3 separate regions of the Mus musculus genome follow, and regions 1 and 3 are each linked to region 2. A link is a loop called in an ENCODE intact Hi-C map of the cell type or tissue named here. Cell type or tissue: gastrocnemius. All regions are shown on one strand. Region 1 overlaps Ido2 (indoleamine 2,3-dioxygenase 2). Region 2 has its middle 52 kb from the start of Gm30471. Region 3 overlaps Gm30633 (a long non-coding RNA gene).

Region 1 (8,000 bases), 950 kb before region 2:
GGAGGGAAAGGATTCCTTCAGTTAGCAGCAGATTGAGAAAAGACTCAGGACTTGAACTGTCTTCGCAGAAAAGACTCAGGGTCTTAGGGCTGTTTTATAGTGAGCTGTGTGCTCCCATTCATTTAATTTAGGGTTCCAATAAAAGGGAATGCACACATTTAAACCTGAGACATTTCTTCTTCCTGGGCTCTCAGGCACACTGGCTTGCTGCTTCCAGTGCCCATCTGGATCTCTTAATCAGACTGTCAGCCTCCAGCTGTAATAATGACACTGGGCTGTTTTTTCTCAGCATGTTCTGTGTTCCATTCAAGTCAGGTTAGGATGGGGTGTCTGGAGGTGATCTCTATGGTTCTGAATAAATGATTTCACGTGGGTGGAATTCTGATTCACACCATCTATTCTGTCTAGTTTACACCATTCCACACTTGTCCCGGGCACAAAAGCATCTGTTTATTGACTTTTCAACAAACAACCAATCCATGGAAACTTCATTTTCACAGTTGAATCTGTCTCAGGCGGTCGACGCAAGGCAGCATTTACTTTTGTTATAAATTAAAACAGCAAACAAGAAGTCCAGGCTGGACATAAAGGGACCTTTCTTGGCATGCTGGTTGTAGGTAGCCATGCAGTGCTGAAAGAGATGGTTGAGATCTGCTGTGGACCCTTTCAAGAGACCCTTCCTTTTAAGAACTGGGGAGGGCTCCTCTTATCTACAGTCTGCTGAGCCTTAGAACTTCATGCTTTCTGGGATGATGATGTCATATGACGATGATGTCATATGATAATGTTACATGATGTCATACGATGTTGATGTTGTATGGTGATGCTATATGATGAATGGTATCATGATGGCATCATATGTTGATGATAAGCTTGTTTGTGACTGGGGACTGAATGAACCTTCACCTGTGAGGCAGGAGCTCCACCCCTGTTTTCTATCCCCAGCCCTCTCTTCAGCGTTTATTTAGATACAGTTTCTCTCACAATGCCAAAGCTGACCTGAAATTCACACTGTAGCATAAGCAGTCCCTGACTTGGTGATCCTTAGACCTCCTCAGCCCCTTGACTATCTGCCACTAACAGCATGCACAACCAGGCCTGACTTGGTCTTTGACCAATTATACAGCAACGAAAAACTGATCTGCATTGAAAGCTACTAAATCTAACTTAGAATTGGAGTAGGTGAGATGATAAATATGTGCGCCTGGACTATTGTGAAGCTGGGTTTGTGATTCAAGGGAAATTGGGAGATGAAGTCTTAAGGGAGGTGACAGGGTTGAAAACAACCCCAGGAAATGAATGTCCCATCAAGTGAGGTACAGCACCCAGAGATGCAAATGCAAGCCTGGAGCTCCCCCACCGTATTTCTTCTGAGCCATCATCTTCCTGAGTCTTTTAAGATGTCTACCCAGGGCTTATTAAGTGCTTTGAAGAAATGAAAGAAATAGAAGCAACACCCCCCCCCACCTCCACCCCCACCACCCAAACAGTTCAGTATTGAGACAAAGTAGCTCTTAACACAAGTCAAAGAACAACATAAACAGTATCTTCAGAACTCCAGGGGGAACAGCAGGGAAAGCATGGTGCCTGACCAGACGCTGATGTAAGGCCACTCCTAACAGGTGGGTAGGATTAGAGTAACTGAAGTGGGGTCTGCACCGAGAGGCAGCTAGAGAGAGGCAAGCAAGAATGTGTACATACACAGACACACGACACGGGCTGTCAAGTGAGATCTGGTTTCTGCTGTCACCCAGTGGCTCACTGTCCATCCTAGGTGGGTCCTGATCCGTACATGTGCCAGGGCATTGCAGATGAGTGTGGGAGCCTGGGTACCCGGGACCTCAAGAATTATATCTGGTTACTAACTAAGTTGTTTTCTTTTTTTTTTTCTTTTTCTCTTTGTTATCACCAATAACTATTATGCGACCAGACCGTTGGAAATCAGGTAAGATGTGCCTTTAGAACCACCCACTGTTACCTTTAAAGGCTTGTGATAAAGCAAGAGGGTGGCATGGTCAGCTGTATGGATGGAATAGCATCAGCTGTCTATGAACTCCTGAAAATTCGAAGTGCATTAAAAAGTCAATAGTCCAAGCAGTAGCTCTGATGGAGGTTAGCTTCTAGGGGTGCAGGGATTAATTTTTCTTAACCACATTTTCCTGTATGTCCATGATTTAAAAAAAAAGTGTAGTGTAAGAAAAGAAACCGTGGCTCTGTGAAAACTGGCAGAGATTTCTTATTTCTGAAGAACATCAGCAAAAGGCCAGAAACAGGCAGGTCACAGTGACAGAAGGGTCCCTTTGTAATCCCTTCTTACCTGATGGGCTGGAGCCCTTGTGAGTAGGTGTGGTCTATAGTCATAGGCTCCACCTTCCCCGGGGAGCAGAGCTAGCAGAGGAGCCAGAGTCACATCCTGCGCTCTCTCTCTCTCTCTCTCTCACACACACACACACACACACACACACACACACACACACACACACCCTCCTCAGCTCTGTGGAGCATACAGGTGGATGGCAAATATTCCCCAGGCTAACACCTCTGCTGGACCGAGGAGATGTGTGACTCACCTCCGCTTTGCTGTTTTGAGGTTTGAGGCTGGGCTTTGCTTATGTTTGAGATGCTGGGGACAACGCAGATGTGTGCAGATACTCATCTGGGTTCTGTATCAGGTCAGATTTGGCTCTGATGGGAAGACAGGACAGCAGCAGGTTGATTAGAAATGACCTCCCTCCTCCTCCTCCTCCTCTTCTTCTTCTTCTTCTTCTTCTTCTTCTTCTTCTTCTTCTTCTTCTTCTTCTTCTTCTTCTTCTTCTTCTTCTTCTTCTTCTTCTTCTTCTTCTTCTTCTTCTTCTTCTTCTTCCACACATTATATTCTATCCACAGTTTCTCCTCCCCTACTCCTCCCAGTCCTCCTCTCACTTCTCCTTTCCCTAGATCTACTCCTACTTTTCCAAAAAAAAAAAAAAAAAAAAGCAAGCCTCCTGGAGCTATCCTCCAAACCTGCCCTGACATAGTTACAAACAGCAGCCCCTCATTTCAAGGCTTGATGAGGCAACCCACTAGGAGGACAAGGATCCAAAGAGCAGGCAAGAGTCAGAGACACTCTTCCACTCCCACTATTCGGAGTTCCACAGGAACACGAAACTACACACAACCACAACATATGAGCAGACGGCGTAGGTCACGCCGATGCAGGTTCTGTGATTGTCACTTCAGTCTCTGTGAGCCCCCATGAGGTCGGCTTGTTTTTGATTCCGTGGGCTGTGTTCTCCTGGCGTTCTCAACCCCTCTGACTACTGTAGTCTGTCCTGCCCCTCTTCTGTAGCGTTCCTGGAGCTCCACCTACTGTTTGGATGTGGTAATGACAGGCTTCCGGCCGCGGTTCTGTGGCAGCAATTCATCCTTGGGTTAGAACTCTAGTCAGGCACGCAGGCACACACCCATAATGGTCATAGTTCTCAGGTCATAGGAATTTGGCTCTAACTGATCTGATTTTCTTCTTTTCTTGGTCTCTTCCTCCAGTAACCTGGAAACCATCATCTCATTTCCGGGGGGAGAGAGCCTGCGGGGCTTCATCCTAGTGACAGTCTTGGTGGAGAAGGCAGCAGTGCCCGGCCTTAAGGTATCTTCTTACTCACCCGGCCCTCTCCCTATGGTGGTTTTCCCCACGTGGACAGACAGAGGCCTCCTCCTCCTAGGGTTGACGATGAAGAGACATATCTGAGTTCTAGCCTGTGGTGTCAGTGCCCTTTTAGCCTGGAGTGAACCGACTTCTCCGTCTACACCCAGGTACCACACGCTGAGTGCAACAGACACCCACTGCGCTAGCTGTTCCACTTCATGGACCTGCAGAAGCTAGAGACTCAGAGGTCAAAAAGAAAAAGACTGTTTTATGGAAAGGCAGATAAAGGCATATCCATGCATATCTGTAGGGATGCCAGAGTAGAAACGACTGTGATATGGGAAACCCAGAAGGAATGAGAAAGCACTTGTGTTGAGGCTCTTGATGTCACAATTTACGCTCCAGAGATATTCCAGTAGTGTGGGCTACTCCGTGGCGATCTGCATCCCGCGGGGGTTTTAATAAAAAAAGTTACTTCGTAGCACCTCAACTGAGAACGTGGATCTTATTCCTAGGCCCTGGTTCAGGGAATGGAGGCCATTCGGCAACACAGTCAGGACACCCTGCTAGAAGCCCTGCAGCAGCTGAGACTCTCCATCCAGGATATCACCAGAGCCTTGGCCCAAATGCATGGTAAGATACTGGAGCAGCGTCTCCAGTGGCCTGGACTTGGGCAGGTCCTACGTGGATGATGGTGGTCCATCTCTCCACAAGATGGCGCTAGTGTTCTATATTTAGCGTAAAGCGTCCCAGTCAGAGAATTGTTTTTTTTTTTTTTTTTCCAGTCGGCAGAAATATTTTTTTTAGAATCGTTCTTTATAGTTTCGTGTGGTTGGGGTAGCTTCCCTTCTCCAGGGTCCAGATACGACTTTGGCATGCTGATCTCTTAACGAAGCCTGGGAGATTGGATGGGCCACAAGGGGGAATGTTGGTTATACAGGTTAGGCTTGCTGGCGGGCAGGGCTGTCCCGTGGGGGCGTCTGTAAGGCCCTCAAGAGTCATTTGCTTTTCCTCTCTGACCATGTTACAAATCCAGAAAGACCCTCATGATCCGCTGAAGGAGGTCCAAGGACCCGGAGAGCTCCCCAATTAGACTCCTTCCAAGCCATCTGATCCTGAGACAAATTTCTCTATGTGATGACTTTTTTTCAAGGTTTTAGAACTAGCTGTATTCACACACGTGGCGAAGGAGAAGGACACGTGTCCACACTTTTCAAAGATGGCAACAGTATCCTCCACACCATCCCATGAAGCCCTTAGTGTGGGCACGCCCTCCTCGCGTCTCCGGATGGAGGATATGTCCTAGCCTCTGAAATACTTGCAGTCAAAATAGGGCACTAGTGAGGACAGTTTAGTCCAGTGTTCAGTGAGTTTTCATCCCCAGTGCTGAGACGCCATGGGAAGGGCAGTGTTCCTGGCACACAAGCAGGCTGACAACAGCCTATCAGACAAGGACACACAGCTAAGGGGCTAAGGGCTGTCCGATGATCCTTACTCAGTGTGGCACTGAGGAGCGGAAACAGGTCGCCACCACCTTGCCTCTATGCAGGCACCTTGCCAGCAGTACAGAGTCAGCAAGGGGAGGCGCTTGCCATACTATAACAGTTACCATAAAAGAGAGATCATGTTTAAAAACAAAATCAAACGCTGGAAGGCATAGGCAGGGGGTCGTGCGTGTCCTTGGCACGGAGTCTGGTCTGCATGGGCTGCTTTTGTGTGTGATTCGGAGAGCGTGGCTGGGTGGATTCCCTCCACTCCCAAACCCCCAACTAGATTTTACCAATAACCAATCACTGTGTTTAGAGCCCAGCTTCAGCAAGCATCCTGGGTTTCCCTCAGGACATCCTTCCTTCCTTCCCAGGCATGTAGGGTCCATAAAAATGCCTTTTGTGGACATCGGAGGCCCACTGCGCTGCAAGCCAAGTCCCCAGGCCTTTGCCCAGCCTAACATAGTTGTACAAATAAGGTTTGTTTAATGCCATTTGCAAGCAAAAATTCTCCACTGAAATATGGTCCCAGGACTGTTCGTTAGCTCTTACGTAAGAAATGATTCAGGAAGAACAGGTTGGAAATATAATCCCCCATACTTTCTTCTGAAGTTTTCATCTTTTATACTTAAGTTCTTAACTCATCTATTATCATCTGCATGTGCTATGAGATAGCAAATGAATTCAATCTCCCTCCTGCAGGTAACGTCCACATGGTCTCTCCTTAGATTTGGTTAAAGGAGCAGGTTTTCTGCAGTGGCCTCTGCTCTTTCCCTTTGGGTGTGTCTCTCTGCTCTGGGTGCCCTTAGTCTCTTCTTCCTTTTCTCTGGAAAGTTCCCTCCCTGGTTTTCTTCTTCAGGGGCCTGGCTGTCTCTCGGGAGCCTTAGCAGGAACCACAAAAAGAAACACAGAAACCAAACCCTCAAATGGGGACTTAGTTCAAGCTGCATTAAGTATGGATTCTGATATTATACGTGCAATTTCTATCACGGAAGGAAAACAGGCCAAGGGACTAGAAGCAGCATAAAATATTAGTCTGCATTTCCTGATGACTTCTTCTAACTCATTTGTCACGGTTGCTGGGTGGTCTTTATCTGTCACATGCTGTCTTGACACAAGGACCCCTCTCTGGTATACACCTTCATTGGCTACCCAGTTTCCCTGTGTGAGAATTCAGCATCTGCATTTTCATGCGCAGGGTTCCTTGAGTTTCTTCCAAAGGAAGGCAGATGCCTAAATTCTGTTTTATCAACAGTTATTTGCATTCTTGTGTGTGGCAAACATATCTTTTTATTTAGTTACTTCTGCGCTGTTTGTTTCTACCTTATAGAATGAAGCAGGTATTTAAACGTTAACTTGGAATCCAGCCCTTTGGTAAACTACATTCTTATTGATTACAGCAGTAATTTACAGGGTTAGCTGGGTTTCTATGCAGAGATCTTGTTGCTGAGACGTATGCTTAGGTTCATCATTAATTATCTTTTTCTTAAAAATAATTTTCCCTCACATAATATATCCTTCCCCTTTTCTCCCCTCAGTTTCTGCCCACCTTCCCTCCCACCCAGATCCACCACCTTCTGTGTTACACTGGAAAACCAACAGGCTTCTAAGGGGTAATAATAAAATAAAGTAAGAGAAAACAAAAACTATCATGTTAAGTTGGACAAGACAAACAAACAGATGGAAAGGAGCCTGGGAAAAGGCACATGCACACACACACACACACACACACACACACACACACACACCAAGAGACAAAAAGTCAGCTGTAAGTGCACATGCATCCACACACTCAGGATACCACAAAACACTAAACCAGAAATCATAGCATATATACAAAGGACCTGTAGGGTAAAAAAAAAAAAAAAAAAAAAAAAAAAAAGTGTGTGTGTGTGTGTGTGTGTGTGTGTGTGTGTGTGATAGAGAGAGAGAGAGAGAGATGGGGGGAGGGAGAGGGAGAGGGAGAGGGGGAGGGAGGAGAAGGAGAGGGAGAGGAAGAGAGGGAGGAGAGGGAGAGAGAGGGAGAGAGGGAGAGGGGGAGGGAGGAGAGGAAGAGAGGGAGAGAGGGAGAGGGAGGAGAGAGAGGGAGAGAGGGAGAGGGGGAGGGAGGAGAAGGAGAGAGAGAGGGAGGAGAGGAGGGAGGGGGAGGGGAGGGGGAGGGGAGGGGGAGGGGAGGGGGAGGGGGAGGGGAGGAGAAACAGACAGAGAGAGACAGACACAGAGATATGAGACAGAGAGACAGATCCTGTCTAGAGCGCTGGCGAGTTTTATGTGAACTCAGCACATATAGATCATCTAAGAGGAGAGCTCCTCAGTGCAGAAGAGGCCCTCATAGGGCAGGGCTGTGCTCAAGCCTGTGGGGCATTTTCTCAATTAGTGATTGATGGGGAGGACCCAGCCCATCGTGAGTGGAGCCACCCCTGGGCTGGTGGTCCAGGTTTCTATAAGAGAGCAGGCTGAGCAACCTATGAGGATCAAGCCAGTAAGCAGCGTCCCTCCACGGTCTCTGCATCAGCTCCTGCCTCCAGGTGCCATCCCTGTTGGCGTTCCTGTCCTGAGTTCCCTTGATTAGGAAGCACGGTGTGGAAGCATACGATGGATAAATGCTTTGTTCCTCAAGTTGCTTGGGTCAGGTTGGTTTTTCACAGTGATAGCAACCGTAACCAAGACAACATGTGAAGTAAAATAAAAGATAAAAATAAGATACACTCTTGAAAATGGAGGGGGTAGGAGTCCCTGTTGTGACATTATGAGAGACTGAACCTCCAAAGACGCCATTTTGTTTGACTTCTGCTGCAGTCTAGTACTGGACATGCAGCCTGCCCTAAGAGGTGGGGACCAGGAGGGGAAGCAGTGATCGGGATGTAAAATGAATGAATGAATGAGTG
Region 2 (8,000 bases):
CTGAAGTAGCTGACTGGAGTCACAAATCTCTGCCAGCGCCATCTTAAGTCCATTTCCCTTCCTTTGCCCGCGGGAACCGTGAGCTAATGAACCACTAGGAAAGGGTCTTTGAAGTGTTACTTCGATCTGGTCAACCGGTATGTAATTAGATGCTTACATGCAGCCCTGTTCCCTAATATTTGGATTGAGTCTGACATGATTCTTTTTATGCTGGGGAGAAGTCATTAAGAGGAGAGACTGGTAATGTGTAGTCTCTCCTCCCCCAGCCTGAAACTTGCTTGCTCAGGGGTGGAGCTTCCTGCTCATTCATTCTGCCACGCCCACTGCTGGACCCTGCCGCTTTGCTGTTGGTGCCACCACGTGCTCACCTTTCTACTGGACCCCGATTACTTGGCGGGAACCGGGTCCCCTCCCCCTTCCTTCATAACTAGTGTCGCAACAATAAAATTTGAGCTTTGATCAAAATGAATTTGTCTTAGCTCCATTTCTTCTTTCGCCCCATCTAGATTCCTCTCTTACAGCCTTCTCAGTCGAACCGTTCATGTTGCGAGCTGCTGGCGGCCGCAACAGTAATGGATTAACTAACTAACTTGTCAGTCAAGCCTGTGGCTTGCTCCTTCCACAGCATGGGTTCCCAAGAGGACATGACAACACAGACTGTTGTGGGTGTGTCTCCATCTGGGGCTAGACTTGTCCCAAAGTGGCCTGAGGAGTACTGCAAACACCCTATCCCATAATGCATCACTACCTCTGCCCTTCATGGTCCCTTCCTAATCTTACTTTGTCTGGTCCCTAGTATTTACCTGCTCTTCATTCACAAATCAGATGGGGGAAAGCACCTTCCCCTGAATATAGGGACTTTTGTCTACACTCTACACTGCTTACGTCTACCAATATCTCATCTCCCACCTGGGGAATTCTCCCATAGGCCTTCAGTGCTTCAAGGATGAGGGATGTCTTGGTCATGTTACCATGGAGAGTATTAGCAATCAAACTACACAACTTGCAAACAAGCTGCAACCAAGGCATGGCCTCCCTTCCAGAGAAGTCCCTGAGTGACGGGGGCTAACATGGAGGCCCCAGGTGAAAGTACCCCATTCCATAACCTCTTACCTTATGAGAGGAAAATCCCACTAGGAGAAGCCAGGGCCTGAGTAGATGGTAGCAAGGAGAGACTCACCCTGGAAGCTTGGAAGTTTGCTGCCCCAAACTGGCTTTCCCTAAGATATGTTATCTTCTCTCTCATCCTCCTCTTACATTCCAGAACTTCCCTCTTCATCTCCTCTGCCTTCATCCCCAACTACTACAGCAGATATCCCAGTAAATAGCTCTAACTCATGAGCTCACCAGTTGTTCAAGCTTACACAGCCGTGTAGATGCCTGATTCTGTTCTCTCCATCTGACGCCAAAGCCTGAGACTGTGGCAAACGAGACTTCAGAGTCTAACTCAAGAATAATAAGCACTTTGTTAATAAACCAAGACCAATGTTTGGCTGTGATAGTGTTCTTATCCTGATTCTACAGGGGAAGAAATCAAAGCCTAAGTCAGACCAGTGTATGAAGAGGAAACCATGGAGGCTGCCCTCAGACCTTCTTTTCTCTCTCTGTCCCCATCCAAACAGAATACTGGCTTCCAGGGAGCTAGAATGAGGGTCTTAAAGTCCACGCCCTCAAGGACACACTTCCTCCAACAAGGCCACACCTCCTAATAGTGCCACTCCCTGGGCTAAGCATATTCAAACCATCACAAACACCTAAATGTATAATCATCCCACACCCGGATGTCTTGACGCCAGTGTAAGAACGCAGTCATTAACAGGGACAACATCCATACAACTCATGGGAGAGGGAGATGTTGGGCTGATGGAGATGGAGCCCTTACCCCTACGCTCTAGTCTCTTTGGGGTGAGAAGGTTTTCTGCAGGTTACTGAAAGAGAAATGTAGACACCATCCCAGCCTCAAAACCTTTGACCTCCAGTCTGCCAAGCCTGCAAAATATGCTTAGGCCACGGTGGCACAGAACTTGTGGGAGTAGGCCAACCACTGACTGATTTGACTTAAGGCCCACTCCACAAGAGGGAACCCATTCCTTACACTACTTCAGTGGCCGAGAACCAGAGTGAGGTATCCCAGAGATGGAAGGGAAAACCAAACACTACTGGTCTTTAAAAATCAAAAGTGGGGGGCTGGAGAGATGGCTCACTGGTAAAGAGCAATGATTGCTCTTCCTGCGGCCCTGAGTTCAATTCCCAGCAACCACATGGTCACTCACAACCATCTACAGTGGGATCTGATGCCCTCTCTGGTGTGTCTGAAGATACTGACAGTGTACTCATATACATTAAATAAATGCTTTTTTAAAAAAGTCGATAAAATGACTCCTAATGATATTCTGCTATACTCAGAGATCAGTGCCTTATTAGGCATCATGAGAAAGGTTTTCTAGGACATCAGATGGGAAAGAAGCAGAGACCCCCAGCCAGACATTACTAGATGAGAGAGTCTAAGTGGGATGTCTCCAACAAATCCCTCCCCTCAGAGCTCAGGAAATCCCACAGGAAGGGAGGTGGAAAGACTGTACGAGTCAGTAGGGATGAGGACGCCAGGAGAACAAATAATCTATTTTTAATGAAAGGGGAAAATTGGGAATAAAAAAGATCAGTCTACAAGGGATCACACAAATAGACTGGAATCATTCATTTCCCTTAGGAACACGGGACAATGAGACACGCTTGGAACCTGCACGGAAAAACCAAAGAATAGGACGTTTCTGAGAGGTACAGGAGGCGGTTCTGGAACTCTGACCTCATGTGACAAGAAAGGGGCCCAGAGTGTGGTTGTATCCAAGAGCACAGGATTGATCCCTGGCAAACGGCTCGAGGCCCGAGGGCTAGATGCAGAAGTCAGAGTCTGAGGGAGACCTGCCCACCCCCATCCCACCATGTTTCTTCTTTGCAAAGTGGGTAGAAGTTTAGTGCTATGAGGTACTTGTTTGTGTGTGTGTTTGTTTGTTCTTTAAGTGTGCAGAAAGCAAGGAGATGGTTTGCTAGGCAAAAGTCTGGTGGTTGCTGATCTATTTGCCCTCTGAAGTGGGTCTGGTCTGCACCGTGCATGTTTTTCACCAGCCCAAGACCCCTGCCTGGGTAGCAGAAGAGGCCATTGAGCCTGCAAGAGTCACCTTGCAGCCCCCACTAGTAGCGCCTCAAGAGCCAGTAAAAATGGATACTTTAAGATGATACCGGCTTCCTCTATGAACTCCCCAGTACTCGTTTCCCTGGATATAGCTTTTCCAGCAACAGATATAGATGCCAGGGAATGAACTTTGAATACTCGGGTCCAGCCAGCACTTTGAGGAAAGGTGGCATTCTTTAGTATTATTCTGCAGAAATCGTTTTTTAGGGAAAGCCTACAGCAAGCAACATTTGGCTGTTTGATTACTAAGTCAGCTGTGAGCAAGAGGCCCATGTCCCACCCGGAGTCCAAGCCAGCTGTTCTGTTGGTTGCCTCTGCCATGTAGGACTTGGGCAGGGGTGGGGCGGTCCTGAAAATGCTGTCAGCTTCCAGGCAAGGTTCCTCCCCAGCTGCATCTTGCATCTGCCTCCCTTTGGGTGCTTGACTGTGAGTCACTTAGTGACACCTGCTTTCTGCTTGGAGAGACCACGGTGGCCTTCTGAGTCACACAGCTCAAAGTTCAGCAACAGCACTGTGCCTGCCAGGCTCCCTCCAGCGATGGATCACGACCAGGTGATTAGATGCTGGGGGGCGACCAGGGAATGAGAGTGAGGGTCCCAGAATCCCTAGTATGGAGAAGTCTTCCTCCATTGTCTAGTTCTGTGTCATCTCCATACCTGGAGTTGGGTTTATGTACAGAGATTTTTCTTTTCTAGAGTGATTATCTCATTTTTATTCATGTGTGCACATGGTTGTTTGGTTTTGTTAAGCCAATTTTTAAGAACAGTTCTCAGCACCTAAGAGGGGAAGTAGCCAGCCACAAGACTGGGGGAAGCCTCCCCAGTTCCTGAAGGAAGCAGGAGCTTGCGGGTCTGAGTGGGGAGAATCATTCCCCTGCCATTTTAAAGGGAGCGGCAAGAGAAAGCATTGCCTCCCACCAGGACAAATTACCTGAAACAGATACTGAGATCGTATCCACACCACAGTGAAAGAAAGAACTGCATCAAGGGGCGCTGCAGCTGTGGCTATCCACCCAATTGTTCTCCTTATCTCTCCCTCCCATACCCCTCTCTAACTATTCCGATTGATCCATTATGCGCACCCATTGAAATAGTGAAAGCTTTATTTGTTTTGATTTCTTTTTCTAAATTAAAAAAAGAAACTGTAATAAACAAACCTGACCAGTATGTCTGAGCACATATCCCCTCTGACATATTAACAGAGCCAAGTCAACATAAATGACATTTGGCAAGGATTGCTGTGAAACCCTGCTTAAGGCTGCGATGGCCGCGGAAGAGCGCATTTCCCGGGGAAGGTCTGCCACCGTGTGGAAGAGACTGGTGTTGCAGCTGTCTGTCCAAAAATCCCACAGCCCTTTGGGGGACTTCTTCACTAAGGACAAAGGGATTTTCTGAGCCAAAGCCCAGAGGTTAAAGCATAGCATGAAACGCCTCATAATTATTCTCAGCAAGAAGCCAATCCAGTCCCGCTCTCAATCATCTTGGAGCAGCAAGAGATATCAGCAATTAGCACTGATTTGGCTTAAAATGCCGGTCTCAGGCTCATTCCCTCTGAACTAGATAGCGTCTCTCCAGGAAAGACCCATCTACTAGAAGTAAGAAAGTTAATACTCACCTCGAGATATTTTATTTTTCTTTTTTTATTCATTAAAAGATAGCAAGAAAGGGGCAGGTTGGCTGGATTTTTTTTGTCATTACTTGCTTTGGGTATTTTCATGGCTAATAGACCACGGCTGTAATATCTACTTAGGTCCCCTTCTCAATGTACCTGGGGTAGTCAAGTTTGAGAGAGACATTCCTCCCACTGCAGCCATCAATCAGCTCCTTTGAGTCATTCAAATAATCCTATGGACAGAGTCTGCCTAAGAGGTTTGAGACCGGCCAAACACGATGGTCATACAAGACAGCAGAACCCTCCATCCTGGTGGGAAGGGTCTGCTAGTGACAAGGGGGGAATGTTTTAGCCAGAGCCCAGATGGAATGGGTGGCTTATCCACTTCGGAGATAGTACCAGTTCTCCCACACTACAAGGAGCCAGAGTAACAGTTCTAACCTGCCTCAGTAAAGCTGAATTGAAGGAGCTATGACCTTCTTCCTCGTCTCTCCAAGTGCCATGAATTTCCTTTCCCACTACTTAGGCCACCAGAATGAGCGTTCTCTCAACACTTGTCTGTCTCCCTAGTTGGAGTTCCCAGAAGGCTGGAATTGTTCCTTTGTATCTGCGGCCAGGATGGAGCTTGAGGCCAGACAGGGTAGAATACTTGTGGAGGAAGACAGAGAGAAGAGGGAGGTGGGACTTGAGTTAGTAGCCCTTGATGGGTGTTGGTAGGTCCTTAGGTGACAAGCTTTGTAAGTGCCTGTACCTCAGGCCCACATGCAAACAGTCCACTCCATACTATTCAAGGTCACCACTTACAGGTCCCCTCGGCAATCAGCAAGGACTAACACAAGTTATCTTCTCTGCCCTGATCTGTGCTGGCATTAGGTTAGGATGTGGCTCTGGGCTTTTGAATTTCCAACATCACTTCTGTAAAAATTCCAACCTGTACAACCGAAGTTAAAATAGGATATGCCACATACTTCATTTAATCCGCTCTTGTGTGAGGGTCAAGTTTTTCCTTCCTGGTTTTCTTCATGTAAAAACAAAAGGTGCCATTGGTAGGATGCATACCTGACACAAAGAAACAAATGCATGCCCAGGACTGTGTTCATCTCCCCGGGATTTTTGTGCAGAGGATAACAAAATTTATGCAACATTCACATCCTTCTTTGCCTGTTAGCAATATGGTCTGAATCTGACTCACTGTAATTAAGAGCAATCTCTCTCCTTTCTATCCCTGTGGAGACAGGTCCTCTCCATCCTGGTCCAGTCAATCGGTCTCCTCTTGTTGTATGACTTTCCCTGGGGATTATGAACAAATCTCTATTCACCCTAGGTAGGACACCAAAGACAAACCAAAGAGAATGTCACCCAAGTCTAGCTTCCTGAACCAGTGAGTTTACTGGAGTTATTTACTGGAGTGTGGGTGAAAGGCTACTTACAGGATCATGATTATAAAAGCAGTTTCATCACCAGCATGACCCAGCATGAATGATAATCTGTGAAAGCTCTCTATACCACTTGCAGGAAGCTTGACTGTTCATAAAATATCTTCTTTCCAGCAATTGTTACTGCCTGTATATTTGTAGAGTGTGTGTATGTGTGTGCGTGTGTGGGTGTGTAGGTGTGTGGGTGGGTGTGGGTGTGGGTGTACATGTGAACAGACACATTTTGGGTGGTCTTATTAGTCTAGTAAATTTCAGGAACTTCTTGAAACTTGAGAGTTGTTTTACTTCTCAAGTTTAAGGAGCCTCCCTCCAGGATGGGATATTTCACTTTGAGGAGTGTTACATCTTAACAGCTATGGGTGCACATTTTGTTTGTAATATTTTGCCATGACAGATACCAGCTGTGCATAACATCCAGTATCTATTATTTTGAATCCTCAGGAGTAAATATATACTGTTAGAAAACTACCAGAAGCAGATTGCTGGTCCAAAGATGATACATCTACTATTCCATGTGCTGTGTCCAGGGATCCCATCAGAGGCTCTTCAGACTCTGTCACTTGCCGGCACTGCACACAAGAGCCCTACTTTCCCACAGCCTTCCCACAGTGTGCCGGAAGCTTCTGAGGTTTCAGTCAATGGAAATGCCGTGAGAGTGCCATATTGCTTTGGATTCTTCTTTCCATGCGCTGTGCGCTCTTTATCAGGCTATTTACAAGTCATAGGGATGCTGTTTCTGTCCTCTGCCCATTACTTTGTTCTTCTTTTTCCATCAAGTCTCTGACTGTTTATCTCCCTCCTGATTGGGGTAATTAGACCAGCATCTGCAAACGTACTGTAGACGTTTCCTCTCGATTTATCATTAAGGGTTTTGCCGTCAAAATGTTTCCAGACATGTATATGCTTTCCCATTTGCCATCCTCTTGTTTTGCATCTGAGATGCCTCTTATTGTCCATAGAGCATTATGTACCAGTGAAGACGCTCGCCACCCTTCCACGGTTCCCAACCTTCATGGAAAAGCCTGCAGTGTTTTACCGCAGAGCTCTGTATTAGGTCCAAGCATATTTGTGTATAAACTGTATAAATATGTTCTCAATGTTAAACATGTGCCCAGTGATTTACAGCTTATGTTTTCATAAGGAGGCGATACCAGGTTCTGTTGAAGACTGTTATGGCTTTGTATCCTAAATGTTCTCCATAGGCTAGAGGTTTGCTTGCTACTATACAGCGCTATTGGGGATAGTAGAGCATTTGAGAGGTGTGCTGGCTAGTTTTGTGTCAACTTGACACAGCTGGAGTTATCACAGAAAAAGGAGCTTCAGTTGAGGAAATGCCTCCATGAGATCCAGCTGTAAGGCATTTTCTCAATTAGTGACCAAGGGGGAAAGGCCCCTTGTGGGTGGGACCATCTCTGGGCTGGTAGTCCTGGGTTCTATAAGAGAGCAGGCTGAGCAAGCCAGGGGAGGCAAGCTAGTAAAGAACATCCCTCCATGGCCTCTGCATCAGCTCTTGCTTCCTGACCTGCTTGAGTTCCAGTCCTGACTTCCTTTGGTGATGAATAGCAGCATGGAAGTGTAAGCCGAATAAACCCTGTCCTCCCCAACTTGCTTCTTGGTCATGATGTTTGTGCAGGAATAGAAACCCTGACTAAGACAAGAGGTGAGGCCTAAAAGAGGAAGTGAAGTCATTGTAGGTAAATCCCTGAAAGGTATATTAGAACTGGTTACTCCCCCCTCCCCTCTCCCCTCTCCCCTCTCCC
Region 3 (8,000 bases), 790 kb before region 2:
TCTATTCTCAGCTGTTGGGATGGTCCTTCCCCATTGTCCCTCAGGGAAGCCATATCCTGCTCCCATCATTAGGAATTTGCTCTTCTGTCAGGAATAATTCTGGGCTTTTAATTCAGTTTCTATGCTCCACACCACTTTCCATCTCTCTCCAGTGTCTTGAGTTCTCTTTCTACTATGTTCGCAGTTTTTATATTGTCAGACAGGACTGCTCTAACATGTGCCAGGCCCTACGTACTGCAAAAGCCAGCACGGAAACAAGCAGGCAGATGTGTGTGGTAGAATCCTAGGGAGAGCTTTCTGAATGTGGGAGCAAAGATATCAAAAACATCAAACTCTCCTTGGATGAAAGTGGGTGTGGTCAGAGAGCCTGGGAAGGCTTAGTGGAAGCCTTCCCATCTAAGCACACACTAATGTGCAAAACTATTCATAAGCAGCAGCAGACAGTAGTGGCAGGCAGTACAGATGTATCTGCAATAAAAACTGGTTAAAAGATCATATCTGGTTTTCCGTTTCCAGTCCTGCTCCTGGAATGGGGACCCTGAGACTGGTTAGTTATTCTTAAATGCCTAGACTATGAGCTTTGGCTCAGTCCCTGCCTAGCTCCTAACTTATTTAACCCATTCCAACTATCCAATGTCTACCATTTGGTTAGTTACATCTCCTTCTATCCCTGTCTGCTTCTTCCTTCCCGTCTCCCTGAGTTCATTTAATTCATTATGCCAGTCTCCTCTCCCTCCCTCCATCTTTCGGGGCTCTCTCACGGAGTCTTTTATCTCTTACTATTTCCCTGAATCCTCTCTCTTCCTGCCAGTGTTGTACCTATTTCCTGCCTCAGCTCATTGGTCACTGGCTTTTATTATTATTGACAGGTGATGTTACAAGAAGTTTTCTCTACAAAACCAACGTAGAAGCCTCTAAAAAGAGTCTATGGTGGGGCTATCTTGGACTCATCAGTAATTTAAATAGTGACACAGAGGCTTAAAGCTTGGGCCTTCTGTTGGGCTACTCTAACCCAACCAATCCTGGCACTGTGTCCTATCACGTGTCCAGCCCCGCCATTCTGTTTGGCTCTGGTCCACGTGGTCACCTCATCGTCAGAGGGCTGAGTCTCCTGCCTCTAATTCTTCTCCCAAAGTCCCTCTCTCTGCCAGAAGGTGAGCCCTTCACTTCCTGCCCAGCTATTGGCCATCAGATCTTTATTACAGTCAATTAGATACAATTCTAGATTGCCTTGAAGAATGAAGAAGGCAAATGAAGAAGGACTAGTTACACAATAGAAAACCTGGTGATGGGCCTTAGGAATGACAGCACCAGAATCCTGCCAGCACTTAGATCTCTGCCGGGACAGAATTAACAATTGAATATACAGAGACACGTCTTTACATAATGTATTCCAACAAGAATCATTATATATAAAATTCAGCCTCCGGGTTGGAAGATTCAAAGAGATTATTCCATATAACCCTAACCCAATTCCTTGTTTTTGAAGCAAACAATATAGATGCAGCCCGTTCCAAAATTGACTGTTGAAAACTTTCTTCAATTTAGATTCTGGGGTTCTAGTTCACAGCGTGGTCAGCTCTTTCTGCAGAAACTCCGGTGTGGCTGAAGGTGAGCTGCATCTGGAACCTTCTGTCTCCATCCCTTGAACCTGGGTAGGGATGGGAAGGCCAGGGATGCTGCACTTGAGACATAATCAGAGGAGCAAATGACCCCTCCAGAGGCTGGCAATCCGAAGGGTGAGGAACATAGGGAAGCCGTCCTCTGCCTCCTGCTGTTGTTTCTCTCTACATCGACTGTAGAACTCTTACAGGGCCCACTCACCATCATTCATAGGTAGAAAACGGAAATTGAAAACCCAGAAAATTCCTTTTATCCCTGAAGAAGCTTAGCACACTTCTGAGCATTCTTTAATTTTATGCCACTTTCCTGAACAAGTATTAATTTTCTCCTTTGGAATGAGACTAATAAATAACGAAACAAGGTGACCTGAACTGGCAAACTTTACCAAAAACCAACTAACCCAAGAACAAGAGAACAGAGGAAGTGAGACATTCCTCCTCCCTCTCTTCTCCTCCTCTTCCTCTGCATCCTGTACAGTTGAGTGGTTGAGCGTCACCTTAGTACTTCTCCATAGGCACCGTCCATTCTGACGTCACTGATCTTGTAATATGGAGACATGCGCCTTGTTGCTCTTGTATTTTCACTGCCTCGTTCTCCCAGGAACACGTTGTGTTCTGGTTTATTCCCGACACAGAAGCACTTTGATTCAGTCAATAAATACAGCAACAGTCCCTGATTGAGAGGCAACAGCTGTGCTGCTGTGTGTTCACCCACGGAGCCATGGGACTTCCACAGTGCCCAGTTAACTCCAATGTTCCAGGATGGCTTCTTCTTTTCTCAACTCTTCGAAACTGCCCTTATCACTGCACAGGAAGACAGATTATGTTGCACAGTTATATAATGCATGCTCATCAACTTTGAAAAGTCCTGATATTTCATAAATAAGGGCTAAATAAAACATCTAGCTGCCTGCCAGCCTATTAACTTTATATTATGCATCAAGCTATTTTTGCATACAATTTGGAAACAAGCTACAAATCATTTGGTTTTTAAGAATGTACAACAGTCTATTCATCGAAATTTTGGAGGCAGGGAATCTAAGCTCAAGCCACCAGCAGCGATGACCACAGGCTTCCCCTTAGGGCCACTTTCCAGGTATTCTCTCAAGGTGGCAAACCCTTGGAGGGCTAGCTCTCAAAGGGGTCACCCCATTCTTTGCACTGGTGCAATTCGGAAGGTGAAGGGGTTCTTTGTAACTACAATCTTCAGTGTTTCCCAAAGGTCTGTGTGTCCAAGGGCTGATTCCCTAGTGGGATGTCAGTAGGAAGTACTGGAAGTTTGTGGAACACTGGCAGATACGTAAAGGAAGAGCAACGTGGGTTAAACACTCCAGCAGCGCAGGCAGATTAACAGACCTTAACACTCAAGAGCACACACTGCAGAGTTTGAGACTGTCTTGGTTTACACTGAGAGACCCTGTCTCAGGAGTCAAAACAAAATAAAGCACATCCCCCTCCAACAATGAAGCAGTCACTGTTTTGATACGGAGTTCCTCTGAGGTGGAATGTGGCTTCTCAGAACCCCCTCTTCCCCACGTTATTTGACAACAATGGGTAGCAATGTGATCAGCCACCTGGTATGAACAGGCAAAGGTCTACCTGCTTGTGAGCTGTAGGCTGAGGACAAAGAGCTTTCGCCAAAGTTACCTTAAAGGCAGAAATTATATATATATGTAAAAAATATGTAATATATACATTTACATATAGTTATGTAATTATATATTCTATAAATTTGTATATATCACAGAATTTAAATTATATAATATTAGTATACAATTATATACAAATATATATTATTCATATATTATTAATTATATAATACATTGACATATATTATATATTGATTTAGGTATAATTATATATAATTTACACATTTAATATATAATATAAATGTGGAGTATATAAAATATAAATATGTTTATATAAAATATAAATATAAAATATATCTTATACAAAATATATAAATGCATAAATATATTATATAAAATACATATTCATATATAGTAAATTTTATACATTTATACATTTATATAATTATATAGACTTTAAAATTTATATATAAATATAAACTATATATATATTTATACATAAGTAACCTTTTTATATTTATATAAAATTATATAGTCATATATAAACATATATTTTAAATACATGTAAATATATAATATACCATATATTAAAGTATATTTATATATACATTTTATATATGACTGTTATATATAAATTTATGTTTATATTAATATATTAATATTTAAATATATAATATGTTAAATACAAAATATATACACTTACATGTATGTTTAAATTAGAGAACAGGATTTGAAGGAGAGAGAAGACATTCTATAAAGGAAGTTCAGCTGCACACATTACCATGCTGAATCACTTTGCTGGCCTCATACCATGGTGTGACTGTTGCTGCTTCTTTGCTGTGTGTTTTGTTTGATCTGATCTTGCTTTGTTTTCCCCCAGTCCTTTAACCTGCCCTGTTGGAAATCAACAGCCCAGTTAGAGCAGTAGAAACCACCAGGGGGCGCTCACATCCAACCGCAAGCCAAGTGGAGCACGAGGCTGGGTTGTGTTTTTTAGAGTTTCTGTCTTAAACCTTTATTTGTAAATCTTTATTTGTCATTCCAAAACTTGGCAAGAATTGCAAGCCCTTGAGTATGGTACTGTCTCCCTTAGCATGTAGAATTTCTCCAACCATTCTCTATTTGATAAAAGAGTTATCACATGGCAGAATGTTGTTTGCTTTGCTCAACATAACCAAAGAATTCAAACTGAACACATTTAGTCTTTGTTTTCAAATTAGAAGACCTCATTTCCTCAAATTGTTATCGAAAGGTTTGGTCAGTCAAGTGATAAATGTCAAATATAATAAGCCACTTTGGTAAGCTCTCTAACCTTTCGCCACCATTGCCATTAAAGGAGTGATGTACGTGACCGGATTGAACTCATTATTAGCAATGTGTAATTCTGCTATCATCGCTTGCAATGAGATGACTTAGATAGCACTTCTGCTTTGAAAGTTATTTGGGAATTGACCCCCGCAATCAATTTCATATATTTGATTTGGAATTTTCTCTATTAGCAGTTGAGCAATAAACTCCAATCAGGAACAAGTGCCAGACAGCAGGCTACAAACACTAACCCAAAGCCGCGGTGAAGATGGTCTGCTTTCTCAATCTCGCACATTTTTCCTTTCCCTCCGCTATTGATTGTACAGCACAGAAGCAATTTAGCTGGCTGTTAAGTAGGCCTAATATATATAAATCCCAACTTGTGCTTCAGGTAAACTAAGGCCCCGAGAGGGAAGAGCAGGTAAGATGCACTGTGGACCTAGGGGCGGGGAATATAGTTCCGTGGTAAAGCGTTTACCCAGTGTGCATGCAGGAGGACTGGGTTCCTTCCTCAATAATGCACACCCCAAAGAAAGACAGAGAAGAAAGGGAGCCATTCCTGCTCATTTATGACACCACCTAACTCAGTCTGGAGCAGAGCCTGCGGCCATTTACCAAGCTCCTGGAGGAAGTCATGGAAGGGAGAGAGGGAAGGGCCATCTCTCCTGCGCCACCCTTTGAAGATTAGAGGGTATCAGATTGAAATTGCCCTAGAGGACAGAGACAAGGTAAGAACAGGGCTTTCAAAGGCTAGATAGACATCATCATCTTGGCAATGGAAGGGCTGGGTTGAAAGACCTGCACAAAGCAGCCACAGCAACCTTAAAATCGGTTGGTGAGGATGGGCATGGCAATTGCTTCAAGAAAATGCTAGTCCATTTTCAGTTATTTCGGCGGATCATCTATCGGGAAGCCTTGCGTTCACCGGTGTTGGAAGAAGAGCATCGCCATCATGCTTTGAACATGTTCTCCAGAGCTCTCTTGAGGACAGATGTATTAGGAGCCAGTTGTATTCCTTCTGTATGTCATCATGGAACACGTCTTACAAACAAACCCTTTTGTATTCTAGTTTTCCTGTGTTCCTTATGTTTGCAGCTCAGCTGGCAGGGACCAGCAGAACCAGAATTAATAGAATCCCACTGGTTAAGAGTGAGCTCATGTTCATAATGGTGTAGAAAGGGAAGGCACAGTAGATTGCGATTTTAAACATTTCGGTAGGCTATATTTTCCCTCTCCTAAATACTAATCATTACAGGATGCCTGCTTTCTCTTTATTGCAAATTCAATTTGTCAAGTTCCAGCGTAAAAATCCAATCTCAGTGATTCATTCCCGCAGTGATACACAGGCCAAAGTTAACAATACTTACTGAGATTTATCCAGTGCCATTTTGGGGCATACTACAATCTCTTATTACCCTCACAGTGCTGGAGGGAAAGATATCTAAGGAACCCTTTTTTGCTGTTTGTTTGCTTTTCTTTTAATTAATATGACCTTGAGAAAGACCCAAACTTTGTCCTCATTTTCTTCAGCCTTAGGATAGAGATTCAAATGGGTTACATACAAAATTTTTCTCAGCTTCCCCCTACATGGGTCTCCTCTTATGAAGTCATTAAGACGATATCAAAACCCTTTGGTTATTCTCATAAACTCATGCATTTAAGCAGAGCCTCATCTCACACCTCTGCACGTCATATTTCTGTCTTGCCATTAAGCTGGGTGGCTTGCTGGTAAAGGCCCCCCTGGGAAACGCTGATCCATCCCCGCGGTCAGTGTTTGAATCGGGAAGTGCCGGGTATTAGGATCTTAAGGACTGTGCATGCCTTCCAGTTTTCTTGTCTTCCTGCAAAACCTTGAACAGAGAGGAGTCCCTCTCTTCACCATGGGAGTTCCCGCAGAGCAGAAGGGGAACTGCTCTTGATATCTTCCACAATTCAGCGTTTCTACAGCCTTGCCCTTGAGAGGTACTGGGAATGTAATGATGAAACTCTTACTATATTGGACTTGAATCGGCTTCCTTGTTTCTCGCTGGGGATGCTTCCATAAGCGGTTGGGGGTAGGGGTGGGGCATCATGAACATCTTCCGATGTGTAATTGGAGCCAGCACAATCAAGATGGTTCAGCTGCTGACTACAGAGGGCAGCAGCACCTGCTTTTAACATTTGCTTGAAAGCGGCTATAACAACCCCAGATTAAGAGGGCCGGTCAGGGACTTAAACTACAGTCCACTTCTAATGTAGTGTAATTAGATGTTAATGTGTCCACACCTTGCCAATTGGGTGGAGAGAATTATACTTGGACACGTTATGTGCTTCTCATTCAAATGGCTACCCTAATCTGTTTTGCTCACTTTGCATGGTTGTGTAACACAAGGCAGAGATCTGGGGCCCCAGCAGGTCAGATACTATTACCGCACTACTCTGTACACATTTGTAGATCATAAACACGGTTCATTAGTTTCTCAAAGACAAGAAAGTTTTCTGGCAGCAGACACTGCTAAAGCCATAAAAATGATGTCATCATTCTTGAAGAACAGACAGCATTTACCGTCAAATTAAATTCTTCATGCACGTGTGCGCGTCTGACAGATGCTCAGGCAGAGCCGAGGTAGAAAGGAGTCCTTCCCTCCCCCACTTAAAGCCCCTTGTCAACACTTTCCCTTAACTGTGATAAATCCTACCCTCTCACCTGAGAAGGTGACACTTCCTGGCCAATAAGCCTGGGAAGTCTCCTGGAACAGGAGGAGAGCTTTCCTGTTTTGTGAGACATTTCCCATAATGACAAGAATGTTGTGGATCAGATTCTGAAAGCCAGCCAGTCATTCTAAGCTCTGTCATCCATGAGGGGGGGTCCAGGCTTCTGTTTGAGAAATCGACCGCCCAGAGGAACCTAACGGGGAGAAGGTGAATTGGGTACCGTTTCAGCCACTAGGCTTCCTCTGGAATTAGGAAAGCCAATGAACAAACACAGGTGTTGACACGGCCAGTTAAGCATCTATGAACAGCCTTCTCTACCATGACCTAGTCACTACCACTGGTAGCCATTACCATTCACCCAAATGCGCTTCTCATTCAAGTGGCTACCCTGATTTGCTTTGCTCACTTTGTGTGGCTGTTTAGCACAAGATAGAGAATAAAAAGTAGAAACAAAGATAAGTGGGATACGGACAGGCTTGTTTGCAACACTGTCCCATTGTCCCAAGGCTTCGACAGGCTTCTCCTGTCACCATCTCCACTGATTTTCCCCTTGGAACATTTGGTTTTTTTTTTTTTTTTTTTTTTTTTTTTTTTTTTTTTTTTTAATAAGACACTACAGAGGAATCCACAGTAAAAGGCATGAGCTCTAATTTAACATTTATCACAGACAATTGGATAGACACAATTAAATGAAACTCTTAATAAAGGCACCTTGTAAAAAACCAGACAAAAGAGACACTTTTCACAGATTTAAGTCACCACAAATATTTGTTCTCACAAACCAGAG

Evidence for each region. A loop is a pair of places that touch in the nucleus more often than their neighbours do. Peaks named below come from ENCODE experiments on the same cell type or tissue, not always from the same donor. Only the 100,000 strongest peaks of a DNase experiment are listed, where the experiment ranks them.
Region 1: it touches region 2 in a loop (5-fold over the local background); 11 of 42 quality-filtered maps call a loop at or near these places.
Region 3: a loop joins it to region 2, with 7 times the contacts of the local background. A loop is called at or near these places in 19 of 42 quality-filtered maps.

Annotation. Positions count from the first base shown.
Region 1 is chr8:24,542,765-24,550,764 of GRCm38, reverse strand. It overlaps Ido2 (indoleamine 2,3-dioxygenase 2), which reads left to right. Exons shown (of 10, transcript NM_145949.2): 5 at 1,931-1,945; 6 at 3,526-3,625; 7 at 4,141-4,258. Among named protein-coding and RNA genes, the nearest start is that of Ido2, 30 kb to the left of the region's middle. In gastrocnemius, CTCF peaks have their summits at 3,345 (motif pointing left) and 4,318 (motif pointing right); DNase peaks (open chromatin) are centred at 3,345, 4,320, 4,584 and 5,177; H3K4me3 peaks cover 755 bases; H3K27ac peaks cover 937 bases.
Region 2 is chr8:23,592,939-23,600,938 of GRCm38, reverse strand. No RefSeq gene overlaps it. Among named protein-coding and RNA genes, the nearest start is that of Gm30471, 52 kb to the left of the region's middle. In gastrocnemius, no CTCF peak of the experiment used is centred here; a DNase peak (open chromatin) is centred at 4,508.
Region 3 is chr8:24,382,777-24,390,776 of GRCm38, reverse strand. Gm30633 (a long non-coding RNA gene) reads right to left here. Exons shown (of 3, transcript XR_378810.2): 2 at 3,915-4,105; 3 at 1-2,426. Among named protein-coding and RNA genes, the nearest start is that of Gm30633, 4.6 kb to the right of the region's middle. In gastrocnemius, a CTCF peak has its summit at 4,146 (motif pointing right); a DNase peak (open chromatin) is centred at 4,148; H3K27ac peaks cover 361 bases.